Linked DNA regions of Homo sapiens: region 2 is linked to region 1. A link is a loop called in an ENCODE intact Hi-C map of the cell type or tissue named here. Cell type or tissue: PC-9. All regions are shown on one strand. Links, peaks and the distances in the headings refer to the core of each region. The heading gives the core; the rest is flanking DNA. Region 1 overlaps LINC03108 (long intergenic non-protein coding RNA 3108). Region 2 holds the start of LOC124904554 (a long non-coding RNA gene).

What was found. Peaks named below come from ENCODE experiments on the same cell type or tissue, not always from the same donor. Only the 100,000 strongest peaks of a DNase experiment are listed, where the experiment ranks them.
Region 2: a loop joins it to region 1, with 4 times the contacts of the local background. A loop is called at or near these places in 2 of 110 quality-filtered maps.

What each region holds. Positions count from the first base shown.
Region 1 is chr1:234,970,604-234,978,935 of GRCh38, forward strand. It overlaps LINC03108 (long intergenic non-protein coding RNA 3108), which reads right to left. Exons shown (of 2, transcript NR_186308.1): 2 at 4,138-8,332. Among named protein-coding and RNA genes, the nearest start is that of LINC03108, 6.0 kb to the right of the region's middle. RefSeq lists an enhancer at 418-577. In PC-9, for the core only: no CTCF peak of the experiment used is centred there; DNase peaks (open chromatin) are centred at 4,728 and 7,488; H3K4me3 peaks cover 1,055 bases; H3K27ac peaks cover 6,330 bases.
Region 2 is chr1:234,653,670-234,662,001 of GRCh38, forward strand. It overlaps LOC101927787 (a long non-coding RNA gene), which reads left to right. Exons shown (of 4, transcript NR_125944.1): 2 at 1,557-1,795; 3 at 2,439-2,564; 4 at 6,465-7,255. It overlaps LOC124904554 (a long non-coding RNA gene), which reads right to left and starts at 3,528. Exons shown (of 2, transcript XR_007066950.1): 1 at 3,282-3,528. RefSeq lists an enhancer at 2,904-4,103. In PC-9, for the core only: no CTCF peak of the experiment used is centred there; DNase peaks (open chromatin) are centred at 2,022, 3,672, 4,652 and 5,962; H3K4me3 peaks cover 5,236 bases; H3K27ac peaks cover 6,357 bases.

The sequences.
Region 1 (8,332 bases), core at 10-8,009:
TCCCTCTTTATGTCAAAGAGACAGATGACATAGGGTAACTGTGGAAATGTGCTCATAGTTTTGCAACATAGCTCACAGGCTCAGAAAAATTCCCACATTTTAAAAAATGAAGAGTATTGTGGGAGGTGGGTAAATTGGCAACACAAAAATACATGCTACCCAGGAAAGGAAGGGGGAAAGGCTGCTGGGAAGTGCAGTCACCACCACTGGCGGTATGGTCTTCCCTCCATCCTGCCCGGTTAGCAGCTCTGTCTGAGGGAACATTCTTCCTGTGGCGAAGAACACATTCTTGCTCCAGCTGGCCTGAAATCGGATCCTGGAGAGCATGCGCCCTGCTCCCTGGCTACTGTATTTGTGGGACCCATCCCGGACTGCTGAGCCAGGATTTCTGTTGGCTCTGCTCCCCCTCACCCCCCTTCAGCTAGAGTTGTTTTTCTCTACTCATCAAAGGCAGCAACAGCTGCCCCCATGGGTTAGCATAGAACTTTCTAGAATAAGGATTCCAAGTCTAGGCAAACATTTGTAACCTGACCCTGCAGTACTTTTGTTTCCCCTTCAAATTGCTTTTGTCAGCCCCACTGTTTCAACAGGGGCAGCCGTGGACACCCTAGGGGTCTGGCCCGACAGTCACAGGGTGAGGATTGGTGGAGTGGGCCACTCCCTTTGTGGCTGTGAATTGCCATTTGGTCTCTAGAGTAATGTGACTCTCACATTCTTTGCCCAGGCAGCTCTTTAAAAGCAGGAATCTATCCTGACCTCGCGGGTTCTGACGTGCTGACTGCAAGTGTGGTTTCAGGCAGGCAGAGAAAGGAGCGGGGCCCAGAGTACACATAGGCCTGGTTTTCTCCATGTGGGGTGTACTGGCTTCCCCCTCATCCCTTCCCTGATCTAGACAGCAAGGGCATCAGAGAACCTTAGAACAGGGAGTACTTTGTAAACCAAAGCCTCTAAATGCTGCAGACACCAGGTTCATATGAAAAGCATATCTGCCATGGAAAAAATACATGCACGAGAAAATGGAGCAAGGTCACATGAATCTACTCAGAAATGAGACCTGGAACCTGAAAAAGAACCTCTGTGTCTGTGTGTGCTTGTGTGTGTGTGTGTATTGGGGGAGGGATAGGTGCATAGCAGCATCATAAGCAGATAACATAAGAGCACAGCACACAGTAGATATTTATTAGGTTGTGCAAAAGTAATTGCGGTTTTTGCCACTAAAGGTAATGGTGAGAACCGCGATTACTTTCACACCAGTGTAATAAGGATTGGGCGGATGAACAAATGAGCAAGTGAATGAATTACAGGAATGAATTGGTTTAGAAAACAAAGCAAAAAGGAGCTGAAACTTTCTCAGGGGTGGATGGGGGTAGAGCTGCTGGATCAGTTTGGAAGAGAACAGACTTCTAAAGTGTAAACTTTAGAGCACTTTGTAAACCAAAGCTTCTAAATGCTGTAAATGCTGCAGACACCAGGTTCATGTGAAAAGCGTATCTGCCATGGAAAAAAATACACGCACGAGAAAATGGAGCAAGGTCACATGAATCTACTCAGAAATGAGACCTGGAACCTGAAAAAGAAAGTGTGTGTGTGTGTGTGTGTGTGTGTGTATTGGGGGAGGGATGGGTGCATAGCAGCATCATAAGCACATAAGAGCGTAGCACACAGTAGATATTTATTAGGTTGTGCAAAAGTAATTGGGGTTTTTGCCACTAAAGGTAATGGTGAAAACCGTGATTACTTTCACACCAATGTAATAAGGATTGGGCGGATGAACAAATGAGCAAGTGAATGAATTACAGGAATGAATTGGTTTAGAAAACAAAGCAAAAAGGAGCTGAAACTTTCTCGGGGGTGGATGGGGTTGGTGCTGGATCAGTTTGGAAGAGAACAGACTTCTAAAGTGTAAACCCAAACCAGGAGTCTGACATGATGACTGATGATAATGACACTCGGTAACGAGCTTGAACACTTGCCACGTGCTGGACACGGTGAGTGTCTGACACACATCATCTCGGCTGGTTCTCATAGCAACCCCAGGAAGTAGGAACTAGGTTAAGGGTATGTCGACTCTTTGGGGCACCAGAGAAGAAAATCCTGGACCTGAAGGGTTTAGGAAGATTTGAAGCAGATGTATCCAACCAAGAGCAACCCATGTGTAACTCCAAGCTGGCAAAGTGGGTTCTTTAGTGGCCCTGCCTGCCTAAGTCTGACCTCCACTGTAGTTTCTGCCCGCCTCGGTCACTGTTGAGAGGAGACAATTGCTCTCCTGCTGACTTACCGTGCAGAGACCCTGAGGGGGCCGAGGGTGGAATGGCTCTGATCCCAGGCAGCAAAAGCTGGCCTAGCCACCTCCTTCCCATTGCTCCTTCCTTCCCGCAGAAACTGCGGGAGGGAAGGGAAGAATTGGCATCCCTAGGCTTCGAGGGCGGTTCTTTTGTGCTTCCGGCCCCAGCCTTACTGGGCAACCGCTGGGCTCTTGAGGAAGCAGACTCCAGTTTTCCAGGACATTAAGGGACTGAGGTAGCCAGAGTGATGCCAACGGGCCTGTCCTTGGTGGCCTCCACGGACCTTCTCTCACCTTTATGAGAAGAGCAGGAAACTTTGGTTTGACCCAACTGAAGCGCTGGTGCCTCGCAGCAGCTCTGGTTTATTAAGGCTGAGCAGGCTCTGTTTTCAACATCGTCACAGGGATCATTTTCCTCCACCTCACGTTTCCTCTCCTGGAAATGCACCTTAGTCATTTTTTGGTCACTTCAGGGGAATTCTCCCTCCTTCATGGTCTACACCATTGCTCTACTGAATTATTCTTTCTTCCAAACATGCTATTACAGCCCTGACACCACAGGTGTACATTTAATAAAAATAATCCTCCAGGGGCATCATTTGAAATATCCCCCTCTCATGTAAGATGTTTCCCTGAGAGGTGGAGTGGGGTGAGGTGGGAGGGACCTTGGAGGAGGAGCTTCTGCTTGAACACAGCTCGTTGCCCTCTGATTACCAGGACAGAGTGGAGTTGGCTGTCAACTTGAGCTTCTTGCCTACTCCTCACGGACCCTGGACCCCCATGCCCATACATCCCAACAGACTGGATTCCTATTACCCACCCATGGGCATGCCATTAAAAATATGGAATATGAATAAGCTCCAGAACGCACTGGACTCTGCAACTCAGCAGGTGTGTGATCAACCTGAACAAAAGACAGAGCCCTTAGCCACTGCCAGGTGGTTTAGCAAGGGCGTTGAGAAGCTGTTTGGCTAACAGCACACAGACCAGTCTGTGCTCCCGTGATGGGGGCAAAGATGAAGCAGATGCCCTCGTGGCCACCTGACACAGCAAGTTGCTAGCCTCCCTAAACACACACACGCAGTCATGACCTCCAGTGTCCCTGGAAGGTGGCACGGGTAACAGCCAGTGCATGCTCTCTAGTCCTGGCCAGCTGGAGTCCAAGCCTTGGATAATAATACCTCCTTGATGGGCTAATACAGTGTTTATAGCACTTCTGGCTTCTGGTAGGCCGCTTTTTATTGTTGGCAGAAACAATGTTTACAGTGGCTTGGTGCTGAAGATCACTGCAATTTATTGAGCCATTTTTATGAGCCATGTGTGTTAAATACATTACCTCTACTCACATTAGCCGTCAAGGTAGGTATCATTATTCCTGTTTTACAAATAAGAAACCTGAGCTTAAAGCAGTTAAGTAATTTGCCCAAAGTCACATAGATAGTGGCAAAGAGATGGCTCCCATTAAGGTAATCCATGCCTCCTTCACGGCGCTGTGCTGGCCTGCATGGAGAGACAGGTCCACACAAGCAGAGCCCCTACTTCAGGGCAACACAGAGTAAATCCAAGTGATTATGCAAAAGGGCGATGGTCGTGTGTGTGTGTGTGTGTGTGTGTGTGTGTGTGTGCGCGCGCGCGCTCACCCTCAGCTCAGGACAGCGCTTTTCAGCTGCACACAGTCTGCCAAAGGCCCATGTTCAAAACCCACCTATTGAAAAGCTTGATTCTGACCCTCAGCCCACAGCAAATGTAGGAAACAAACAAAGGGCATTCATAAAGACTAGGGTTCAATGCAAAGTTCCTGCACATAGTAAAGCTCAATAAACCAAGCAGTCAAAACCACTGGAAAGCATCAGTAGACATTCAGGTAATGATACATTTATTTTAAGCAGTCAGAAAGGAAGAGCAAAAGGTAAAATCAGCTTCTGCATGGGTAGAGGTTTATCCTTGCCCCTTCTTCGAGATAGAGCTAACAAGCCCAAAGTGACTTGAACAAGGAGAAGGAGCCTCTTGCAGGTCACTGGCATCCATAGATAAACTGTAATGGAAGTGTGGCTATGGGGATAAGTGGGTTTTAACACATCGGCTTTGACTGGTGACAAACACTCTTTTGCTCTATATCCCTCCATACCCCCTTTAGTTCCTTGATGATAAAGACTCCCCCTTTAGCTTTTCCAGGCCACTCTTGTTGAGAAGCCAGTATTCTAGAAGTTGAAGTGGCCTTGGAGGTCATTCTTTGTTGCAGCAAACTTTCCTTGCTGAATCAGACCCCATAAAATACCAACTATGAGTCACACACAAGTAAATGAGCCGCTATTGGGAAGAGAGATAATGGGGTGATATTTATCAGTGGCTGAATCTTAGCAAACAATGAGCATTGCCTAATCAGTGGTCATGTTCGTGTAGATTACCTTCCAGTTCACTGCATGGTAGCTCTTGGGATGGTTTCTAACTGTCAATATTTACAGGAACCAGGCACTTAACACAGACCAAGTGGGCTGGATGTCTCCACGGATGACTCATGCCAAATGAAGCCTTTTATCTAAGGGTCACTGCTCTGAATCCTCATTGGCTAGAGCAGATTGGAAGTGATCAGGTCACTGAAAAGCTTGTACATGGCTGTGGGCTCAGTTCCGTTCTCTGGATGTACCAACATTTATGAAATGAAAGCGTAGAAGAGAGCAAGGGTTTGAACGCGTGTAGACCTGTAGTATTTGTTTGTTTTTATTGGCTAACTAGTAAATATAGCTCTGGGGCTAGGGGAAGGTGGCAGTGAGATGGCACCATGAGCCCACATCAGTCTCCATTTGCAGCAAGATTCATACCCTTGAGTGATAGGAGCCTGCATCACCCCAGACCTACCTGAGAAGGCGTCTGCGCATCAGCCAAACATGCAGACAGACACACACCGAGGAAGGGGTGCAGCTTAGAACCCAGCAGATCACCTTGCCTGGTTATGTAAGTAAGCAGAGTAGACCTGTCTGCCCAACCAGTCCAGGTAGAAAACCTTGGCTCCGTTCAAGCATTGGGAGATAATTTCTTTGGATTTTGAAAGCTTAGGATATTCAGGAGGCACTCATCTAAAACGCAGCTAACCTCAGGAGTAGGGCACACCCTAGGTCCCATCAAATAAGAGGATTCTGCTTGGGAGTAAGCAGGGAGCAAGAGGAAGAAGGCAGGGCCGAGGGGCAGAAATGGAGGCCAGGAAAGGAAGGCACTGCAGGAGGAAGTGGGGCAGGAGAAGCTGAGCATACCCAGGCTTTGGGACACTCTTGCTGGGCTGGCCCTCAGAACATCACTGGAATAGACATAGAAAAGAAAGGGAAGCTTGTTTTAACATCAACGTTAAATGAAGAAATGCCACGAGACTTCAGAAACACCACTATGGATATGAGGGAAAAGTGAATGTGATGTGCAAATTTCACTCCCCAGCATGCACAAAGAAGCTGATTGCAGCCACATTGGCAGTCACATCTTGGCCAAAGTCCTCTGGGGACCCAGTACTATGCAACACGGGACCCGTTGGTCAACACTGAGCTCTTGGAATCCCAGTTCCCTTTAAAATCAGCGAACTAAGCCAGGATTGCAAAACGACCAATGGGACAGGATTATTATTGTGTTGAGTGGTGAAAAATGTCTTTGATCCAAAATGGTAGATACTGTAGAAGAACGAGGAATATTGAGTCTTCCATACTGAGCCTGTTTTAAATGGGCTTGGCTTGTTAATAGGCGCAGCAGGTTTGAAGACTGGGGGGTGTTTCCAGAGATCCCAAGATGATTTCAGAATGAAATGAGCTGGTGATTCCTGCAGATAAAGAGATCAGAGCACACAGCCATCCTCCAGGGCCATAAATCAAAGGACAGTCCTGTAGCAATTGTGTGGAAACACAACATTGCCATCATTTTTGCACACAAAGGACAAAAAGTGACATAATTCGTGCCCCAGAGAATCATTTTATTGCAGCCTTTTCCAGCCACCATGCCCCATAAAGCTGGGACTGGCAAACACTGGCAAACACACTGCCAGCCACACAGTCACAGCGTGTCCACAACAGCTGGGGTCCCTGTTCCCAGTCTTTCTGAGATGCACACATGCGGCTGCTTCGTCAGGCCATGTGTGTGTTCTGGCCGTGAGTGTGTATACACGTGAGCTAAAAACAAACTTGGAGAGTGGGGGACAGCCAAAAGAAAATGATGCTTCTGATTCTATACTGAAGGGTCTCCATTCTATTCCAGAGCTTCCGTAGGGCGGCATCTGCTGGAGAGCACTCTGTTTCATTTCCCCCTAAGTTTCTGCTTTCTGCTGAGGGTAGAGGTAAGGAGAGGCTGAGTAGGGAGGGTTTGGGAGGAGAAAATGAAGAAGAAAAGATGAGCTCGTTCCCGTTCCTCTTTTCCTGTACTTCTCTACTTTCATCTGTAGATCATCTAGAATAACTTGCAGATGGCTATATGCTCAGTGAACGTGTTGAGAGGCTGTATTCATTTTCCCGGGCTGTCATAACAAAGTACCACAGACTGGCTTAAACAACAGAACTTTACTTCTTCACGGTCTGGAGGCTGGAAGTGTGAGGTGTAGGTGCCGGCGGGGTTGGTTTCTTCTGAGGCCTCTCTTTGGCTTGGAAATGGCCATCTTCACCCCATGTCCTCAGATGGGCTTCCCTCTGTGTGTGTCTATGTCCTCATCTCCTCTTCTTAGAAGAACACCAGTCATATTGGATTAGGGCCCATCTTCGTGACCTCATTTGTACTTAATCACCTCTTTAAAGACCCTCACACTTGGCCAGGCACAGTGGCCCACACCTATAATTCCAGCAGTTTGGGATCACTGAAGTGATCACCTGAGGTCAGGAGTTCGAGACCAGACTGACCAACATGATGAAACTCAGTCTCTACTAAAAATACAAAAATTAGCCCGGCGTGGTGGTATGTACCTGTAATCCCAGCTACTTGGGAGGCTGAGGTAGGAGAATCACTTGAACGCTTGAACCCGGGAGGCAGAGGTTGCAGTAAGCTGAGATCACGCCACTGCACTCCAGCCTGGATAACAGAGCGAGGCTCTGTATCAAAAATTAAGTAAATAAATAAATAAAGACCTTATCACCAAATAAGGTCACATTCTGAGGTCCTGGGGGTTAGATATTCAACCACAACAAAAGCAGAGCAGGAAGAGATGTAAACAAATGTGCAGAGCCCTGGCAGAAGCTTGGCACTGTGCCAGGCAGGAGAGAGAAAAAGTGGGAGAGACATTATCTCAACGTGATTGAATGATGAAATGATAGCCCTGGTGAGTGAGTGAATAGGTGGATGGATCAATCATGAATGAATTGAATGAACATCAAAACTGCTCCCCGAATCCAGAGGACTCAACAAACTCCAGGCATACCAAGTCCAGAAGCCGAGTCCAGAGCTGACAGCCTATTCCCATCTCTATCTCCCACGGAGCTGCAGAGATCATTAGGGAACTAACGTGGCCACTGCTTCATGCCCACAGAGGCCCACCAGCTCTTTCCTAGAGCAGAACCACCGTGCAGAGAGGTGAGGCACTCCCAGATGAAATCCAGGCCTTCCCCATCTGTGAGCCCTTTCCCAAAGTGGGCTCACAGCAGCCCACAGTCACAAAGCAGAACTGAAACCCCCTACAGGCAGCATCTCAGGTCAGCTGTGCGGACAGCGCTACCTGCCACAGGCCACACCAGCTGCAGTGCGGTGACGGGTGGTGTTCTATGCCTGGGATAGTGTCACCCTGCCAAATGAGAGTGAAAGTCTCCACATCCTCCACGCCATCCCCTCAAAACACTCCCGGTGCCCGAAACTGTACCCCTAAGTAAGGAAGCCAAATTAGAGGAACAGAGAGGGAACATGCCCCTGAGCTTTCTCATCAGTGCATTCTTCCACGCACTGCAGATAATTCAGCTACGTCACTCAATTATGATTGTCTGTGCTGTGAGTGTTTACTTAATCAATCTTCAAAGAGCTTTCCAGATGGGTGTTTTGGTGACTAAATCAAGGTCAGAGTTCCTCCTGCAATCAAGCAGAGGCAGCAGGGGGCAG
Region 2 (8,332 bases), core at 239-8,238, 320 kb before region 1:
GTTTTTGCCATTACTTTTAATGGCATTAATGGCAGTTTCTGCCATTACTTTTAATGGCAAAAGCCACAATTCCTTTTGCACCAACATGATATTTGATACAGGGTTAATATACAAAATATATAGGAACTCACACAACTCAAAAGCAACAACAAGAACAGATAACCCAGTTAAAACATGGGCAAAGCACCTGAACAGACATTTCTCCAACGAAGACATAAAAATGGCCAGCAGGTGTATGAAAAGGTGCTCAGCATCACTAATTATCGGAGTAATGCAAATCAAAACCACAATGTGATATCACCTGACATCCATCAAGATGACTATTACCAAAAAGAAGAGATAACAAGTGTTGGACAGGGTGCGGAGAAAAGGGAACCCTTATACACTGTTGGTAGGAATATAAATCGGGACAGTCATTATGGAAAAAATTGCAGGGGGTTCTCAAAAAAACACTAAAAATAGAGCTACCTATCATATGACTCAGCAATCTCTGTGCTGGATATATGCCCAAAGGAAATTAAATCAGTACCTTACAGAGATACCTGCTCTCCCATGTTCATTGCAGTATTATTCACAATAGCCAAGATATTGAAGCAACCTAAGTGTCCATCAACTGACGGATGGATAAAGAAATTGTTCATCACAGGGATTTGGTAAAAGCAGTTTCCCTGTGTTAGCACAACTTATTGAGGGATTGTAAAGGTCAGCCAAAGGAAAGGATACAATCATGGTCTAACTCAGACCACAGACCAGTATGGCTTGAACATTTTCCTTAATCAGTATGCTTTTATGCACACACACACACACACATATGCACATATATATACATATAGTGGAATATTACACAGCCTTTAAAAAGTAGATATTGCCATTTTTGACAACATGGATGAACCTGGAGGACATTATGTTAAGTGAAACAAGCCAGCCACAGAAAGAAAAATACTGTGATTCATCTTATATGTGGAATCTAAAAAAGAAGTTAAATAAGTAGAAAAGAGACAGTAGAATGGCTGTTACTGGGGATGGGAGAGGGAGAAGTGGGGAGAGGTCAAAGGGTGCAAATGTAGGATAAATAAATCTAAAGGTATGGTGTACAGCATAGTTAATAATATTATATTGTATACTGGAAATTCGTGAAGAGAGTAGATTTTAGGTGTTCTTATCATACACACACAAAAAATAACTGCGAGATGATGAATATGTTAATTTGCTTGACTGTAGTAACGATTTCACTCTGTATATATATGTCAAAACATCATGTTGTATGCCTTAAATATAGACAATTTTGTTAAAAAGGGAAAAACTACCAATGAATAAAATGGAATTTTTAAAACACCATTTGTCTCTGTAGAGTTGAATCGCTGTAGGAGTTGATATTGACGTGACCCTTCTCTTTGTGAAGGCACATGGCACTTTGCACTGTGTCATGAATCCTTTTGGTTTGGTGGGGTGGGTACCCCCTACCTCTATTTATGTGATAAAAGCTAGGATTATACTGAAGGTCCCTTTACCTCAGTATAAAATTTGTTTTTGTTTTTTTCAATTGCCTAATCTAGGCTGCTTGGAAAAAGTTACATTGGTGCCGGGATTCAGCCCTTGCCTGGACAGAGGTGGCCGCTAGAGTCATCAGCATGGACACTGGCACCAGTGACTACATAGGTCCCAGGATCGTAGCCAGCCACCTCGGGTGCCTCCGGAGACCACTTGAGAAGTGCAGAGACTGTGGGCCAGCCCCTCATTCTTGTCTGAGACAGTGATGCCCTCCCCACTCAGTAATTATGCACAGCTAGCAGAGGTGGGAGCTGGGTTCTCCCACACCCTGCAGCAAATCGGAAATCCCAGGGTGAGGACAGGAGGATAGAATTGTTGTGCCAGCTCAGCACCCACTCCTCTTGTGTGCCCAGGCAGGCTGCTGAGATCCCCCAGCATTCTGGGCTGGGCAAGAACTCAGATTTCCACCTGAGGTTGGAGAAGCTTCAGAGTTCAGCCCCTGACCAGCAGAGTCCTGGGAGAGAGGGCAGTGCTAGCAGATAAAATCTCAGCCAATGGGGCTGTGCAGGTGGCCCCAAGGCCTCCAGCTCCACAGATAAGAATCAGAAGCACAGCCATCTCAATTAGAAAGCAATTTGAGTTATCACGCTAATTAAAGGGGTGTGCAGGCACAAGACCTGACTAGATCTAGATCCCTAACGTTAACAAAAATCAGATGGTTGAGAATAAGAATTTCACATAAATAGAAATGTGAAAGTACGATGTGCAACTGAGAAGTTGCCATGATTTTTTCTTTTCAGGCTGTTGGTAATTTTCATCATCAGATACATTATTTCTGATGGGGGAGGGGTGGGGGTGTGTGAATAGGGCCGCTGACTTTTTTGTTCATTTAAAATCAGTATAATTTGCTGAAGAAGGTTGAATGACTCCTACATTTTTTAAGGCAGCTCTGAAATGAATGGCTTCATTTAATCACAAAAGAAGGAATACCAGCAAGACCACCCAGGCCCCAGCTCCGGTTTTTCCTGAAGAATTTGGCCGCATCTCCCTTTTTGAAGGCAGAGTTTCATCTTGTAAGTATAAGATTCCTTTGTTTCTTTGATGATCCTAAAGCACTGGTGTCATCTGAGGGAAATGACCTTTTAGGTAACAACACCAGCCATCACTGGGGGCTTTCCGTGTAAGAGGACCACACTGAAGTCACAGGCTATGAAGCTGTCCTATAAGAGGCAGGTGAGGCTCCCTGGGCAGGTAACAGGTGGGGAAGAGGCATCCAGGCACATGTCGTGCTGTGGTTCACAAAAGGTGCGACCACCACTATCTACAAGAGGCTGACAAAAACTATTTTGCAAAAAGAGAACCATGACTGTTTGGATCTTGAAAAGTTTAAGGGTCCTCCTCCCCTCCCCAGGCGGCCATGAGCATCTGAGGCCGGCGCCTGTGGCAAGACGTAGCAATGAGCCACCAGGTCCCTAAGGTACTACGTTGCATTTCTCAATCTGACTTTGTTTAGTTTGGGGAAAACATTTTTTCGGTCCTGAAAAAAAAAATCACTGTGGTTTCTCTCCTACTCCCGCCCTCTGTAATCGCCACTTGCAAGAGTTTCACCATTTTCCCGGAAAACCAAAAAAATGAGGATGCTGGGCAGACATTCTTTGTTTCTTTTCTTCCATCTCCCTCTGCCCCAGGCCGTCTCGTCTGCCCACTCTCCCTACACCTCCTTCCTTCACGCTGGGCTCGCCTCTTTCTCCTTACCAGATTTCCTTTTCGGAATCCAGCTCAACCCTCACCTTGGTAAATAACGCCTCAGTAGACTTAGAGGTAGCCCGGGTCCTTCCGCCCATACGGTGCCAGCACACCCTTGGCCCCATCACAGGCTCAGGCTCAGCCAGCTGCGGGCAGTTCACTGCTTCCTCTCTGCAGCACCCCCTGGTCATCCTGCTTGATGTTTCCCTTCTCCCTGTGGGCACTTGTAGCTTATCAACTCACTCATCAACCAACAGCTCCTGAGCTCCCACTAAGGATCAATTGCACTGTGCAATATTATTTTGCACCCGCCCTTTTGGAAGCCTTCTAACGTCATTTCACATGCATAGGCACGCAGGCTTCTCTCCTCCACCACATGTTGTCAACTGACCTATTCCTGTCCTTTCTACTCCCTTTACCAGGGTGGTGTCAGGAGTGAGTAGCACATTAGTCAAAGCCCCTGGATTCTCTTAAACGGTTCTGCTACTGACTCACTATGTGAGTGTAGACAAGTCACTTCCCTTTCTCAGCCCTAACTTCCCCAGCCATAACATGCTCTCTGTAGTCTGGAAAGAACACAGCTAGAATGAATGGGATGTCCTCTATACACAGGGCAACTCCATAATTCATTGTCCAGCTTTCACTTTCGAGAACAGCAGGGGGTGTTTTCATGTGTATAACAGGACAGGCTTAAACAGGTTTGTACCTGGCAAACCCAGGGCGTACGGGGCATGCCAGTTTCTGGGATCTCAGGTAAAAATGGGGATAGGAGCAGGCATTCCTCAGCTTATCACCTCCTAGTTCACAGAGATAGAACATCAGCAGCTTGCTGTAGTCTGAGCTATTAGGTTTGCTCTAGGGAAGGAGGCAAGAAATTCAGTCTATCTTTCATACATTTCCAACCTGTGTGCAAAAACAATCAGACATAACTCTCCAACACCCACAGGGTGATCTGAGACATGGTGGGTAAAGATGAGCAAAACTGTTAGAGCAACAAAGAAGGCTCTTATCTGTGCATTATAAGTCCCAGCCTCAAACATGCCATGCCATGCCATGCCCCTCTGAAATTTAAACCACCCTGATACCAAGCACTTGCCTATTTCGGGTGTCTAAAATAACACCGGGCCAAGTCAATTAAGTTGGGCCCAGAGGAAGAGCTAACAGGACCCCAGCATGGCTCTAAGGGGTCTTAGTAACTTCTGAGAATTCAGAAGTGGAAGTGTTTGCATATAAGAGCTACATCTGGGCCTGCAGCTCTCAGGGCCCTTGACTTAATTCCTTCTGGGGAGGAATATCCAGGCAGGAATAGAGAATCAGGATGTAGCATGCAACCACGATGAGGAATCAGCAGAAACAGAGCCACCCTTGCTTGGCTCAGAAACCAGATACCAGGCGCTAGGCAGGAATTCGCCCCTGGGAAGCTGTTGCTTAATCCTCTAGTTCCTCAGGCTCCTGGCCTCCTTGACAAAGGCCAAGCCAAACAGGGATCCCAGGTGAGGCCAGGCTGCCCAGCCAGTGCCAGCTCATTCAGGATTAGACTAGGGCTGGGAGGAGCCCAGGCAAACCTTCAGGATGTCAGGCACTGAACAGAATCCCAGAGGTAGGCAAGTTGCTGCAGCTCCAATAATCCAGTGGAAAAGTGCTAATTTCCCAAAGGCCTTTCATCACAAGGCCCAAGTAGTCTTTGGCCTGAGTCTAGCTAGAACCACTGGGATCTGGGATGAAACTGAGCAATTGCAGGTCTTGCTGGCGAGTGAAGAGAGGTTTGGCTGCAACTGGGTCCCAGTTGACCGGGTCACAAGGATCAGCCAGTTTCTAGGTGCAGAGTTGGGATCCGCGGCCTTTGCCCCTAAGCAGCCCCACTGATACCTCCAAGGAACTGTTTTAGTATAAAAGGGAGGGGGAAGGGAAAAGTTTATTCCATTATCGAAGGTGGAGGGTAGGGAGAAGAAGAACAGGAGATGGTTGTCTGAGTGTATTTATTTTCTTCTAAAATGTAAACTGAACTGGAAATGCCTACAGAAACACACAGGCACTTTGATCATCAGCCCACTGGGTGGGCAACATGTCTAATCTCTGCTCTGCCCTGCACATTGCAGGCACTTTACAGCTGTATAACGACATCTCCACCGTGGTGGTGGCCACATTTATTGGCTTTGTGACATTCATCAGGGCTTCCTTCTTATTAAAAATGCATGGGCTGCAGCTATTTGGAAGGACACCAGATATATTCACTCTAGGTAGAAAATATTTCTCCTTTCTCCAGGAACCCAAATGAAGCACCCCAGATCTTGGGGAATACAGAGAAGTGAGTGGGCAGAGAGTCTGTGGTGGCAGAGGTGGGACACAGAGCCGAGCTGTCCCCAGGTTAGGTGTCTCAGATGAAGGAAGTCCCCCAGACCGCATTTCCTCCTGGAGTGATTCTGCCTTATTGACTGTGATGGTAAAGAACTGACTGTGTATTTTCCATTTATTTACTCCCATATATTCTCCACTTTAATGCAGGGAGGTAAGATTAGGGAGTTGGCCCATTTCGTCCCTTTGATTTCTTGTCACTCAGCCCCAAATGCAGAAGCTCAGTGGACTAGCTGCTCCCAGGGAATGACAAACAGCTTGAACATTTCAAGGGACTAAAAGTTGATGGTGGCAGGTGAGAGAGGCCAGTGGGGGAGGAAAGAACCGGTCCTGAGGAGGCTCCTCCTCAATTCTGTTCAGTTTTTAAAACTAGAGTTTTTTCCTCTTAGTTCCTTCCCTTGGCCTTGAGGCTGTCCCAGTAGACACAGGGAGGTTGGGGCAGGGCTGGAGCCCTGCGGATGCTCTGATGAGTGAGAATGAGTCACCCGCTCAGGCCTCTTTCTGCTTAAGCAGAGGTAAAGGTCCAGCTTTGTAATAGCCGGAGTGTGAGGATCCCTCGCACTGATCTGCCCACAATGGGCCGCCGGCAGGCCCAGAGACCCTCAAGTCTCATCCTCAGTGGTCTACCGAGCTGTGCACGGCCAGCTTCCCTGAATTCACTCCAAAGTCCCAGCCAAGCCCCCTCTATGTATTACAGGTAGTTAGGCATGAAAGGGGCAGAAGAGAGGTCTCTCCATCACCCACTAGAAATCTCGGGTGATGATTCGGCAATGATCGCATCGCTTCTCTAAAAATGACAATTCCACCGCACCAGAAGAGACCATTTCCTGATGGTCCGCACCTGTTAACATCAAACTGTTAATCGAATGCAGGCTCCAGGGAGAAGCAACTTCCTGGGCATGCGTGTTAAGAGACAAAAAATGATGACGTTTGATGACCACTCCACCAGAAAAGGGAAGAAAGCCTGAGGGGCCTGCGTGGACCTCCCTAAACACACTGCGCATGCTCCATTCCAAACGGTATGGCGAGCACTGCGCATGCGGGAAACCCACCCTGTAAGGGAAGAATCCTGGGAAAGAGGCAAGCCTATGAAGTCCCAGGATCAAGGTTAAAGACCCTCTTTTTTACTGTCTTCTTGTGCTCTCTTTTCTCTCTTGGACCTTCAGGCGCCTGCTTGGGTCTCTTTCAAGCGAATTTTGCTTTCTTTCCTGTTCTAAAGCCTTTTAACTAAACTTCCACTCCTGCTCTGAAACTTGCTCTCTTTTTCTGCCTTAACGCCCCTCAGTCGAATTCTTTCTTCTGAGGAGGCAAGGACTGAAGTTGCTGTGGACCCATAGGGATTCGCCATTGGTAACTCGGGGTAACTCGGCTCTCTTCCACTGCTGACGTATGTAGCAAGTCCTGTCTTCGGGTTGGCAGGCACCACGGCTGACACCACATGCGCAGAGAGAGGGGAAAGACCAAGAAGTGACTCATGACATCACCCTCGTCTCTGAAAGACAAGATGTTGGTCTCCTCAGGTGCCGTGCAGTCTTCAGTGTTGGCTGCAGCCACAGCCCCTGCAATGCAGACCAGGATGAGGGAAAGCCGCTGGAAGAGGCCTACAGCATTTTTTATTAGTAAATCCAGAGGACGTGTTATATAAAGTGTAAGACAACCACCATTGCATGCATTTATTCATTCACTCATTCAGTAAGGAATTTTCCATTTCTTTATAAATGAGTAAAAGGTACAGGCTGGGTGGCCTTGGCCAGTATCCCATTAATGAAAGACAGATTTGAATAAAAATGTGTAAGGTCTCAAATACCAGGTTACTTACTGCTTTAGATGGTATTCAGAGGGGAGCCATTGAAAGTTTATAATGAGAAGGAAAACAAACATGATTTTCTGGTTCCTAATACTTTCCCATGGACAGTAACTATTTGCCTACAGATTGAGCAAACCATGGTGTTCTGTAAGATGCCTGGATTGTTCTGAGCACCAGGACGCTGGCTGCAAGGTGCGGGGCCCTTCGTCCACCGGGGTCTGTCCTGGTTCCTGGGCGAGCTGTGGCAGGGTCTTTCTGGCAGTCCACCCAGTGCCCTGTGGCAGGCGATCAGGAAGCAGAGGCAGAGCAGCTGGGGGAGGACTGGGATGACTGAACCTCTCCTGCTTAGGTTCAGGGGCCCTCCCTTCAAGGTGCGGCCTGTGTGAGACACGCATCCACAGCCCGGTAACCAAAACTGGCACACCCAGCACAGTCACCTCCACGGCAGCACATGACCTACATCAGCCAGTCAGCAGCTCTTACTGGGGAGCTCCTAGGTCCAAGTGCATGTGCAGCAGGACAGGGAGGGGGGCTTACCTACATTGAATTAGCAAAGTGAGATATACACACATGAGAAGTTCCAGAAGTAGCAAAGGATCACGGATGGTTGCAGAAGCTGATTGGGGTGGAAGGAAGGACTTCGAGAGGAGATGGCACTGGAGCTGGGAGTTGAGGGAGAACTAGAGTGAAATTAGGAAACACGAAGATGAGAGGGTGTTTTGGCCATGGTGATAAAAAAGGAGTGGGAGGACACGCGTGAGGTGTGCTCCAGAGAGGTGAACACTCACTATGGCAGAGCCCATTTTGGGGGCGGGTGCCATTCATTGGCCATTAAGGTGGCAAAGCTAGGTTTAAACCAGCCTTTCTATGTTTCTGAAAGTCAGGCTGAAGGTTTGGACGGTCTTCAGAGAAGAACCATGGAAAGTTTTTGGC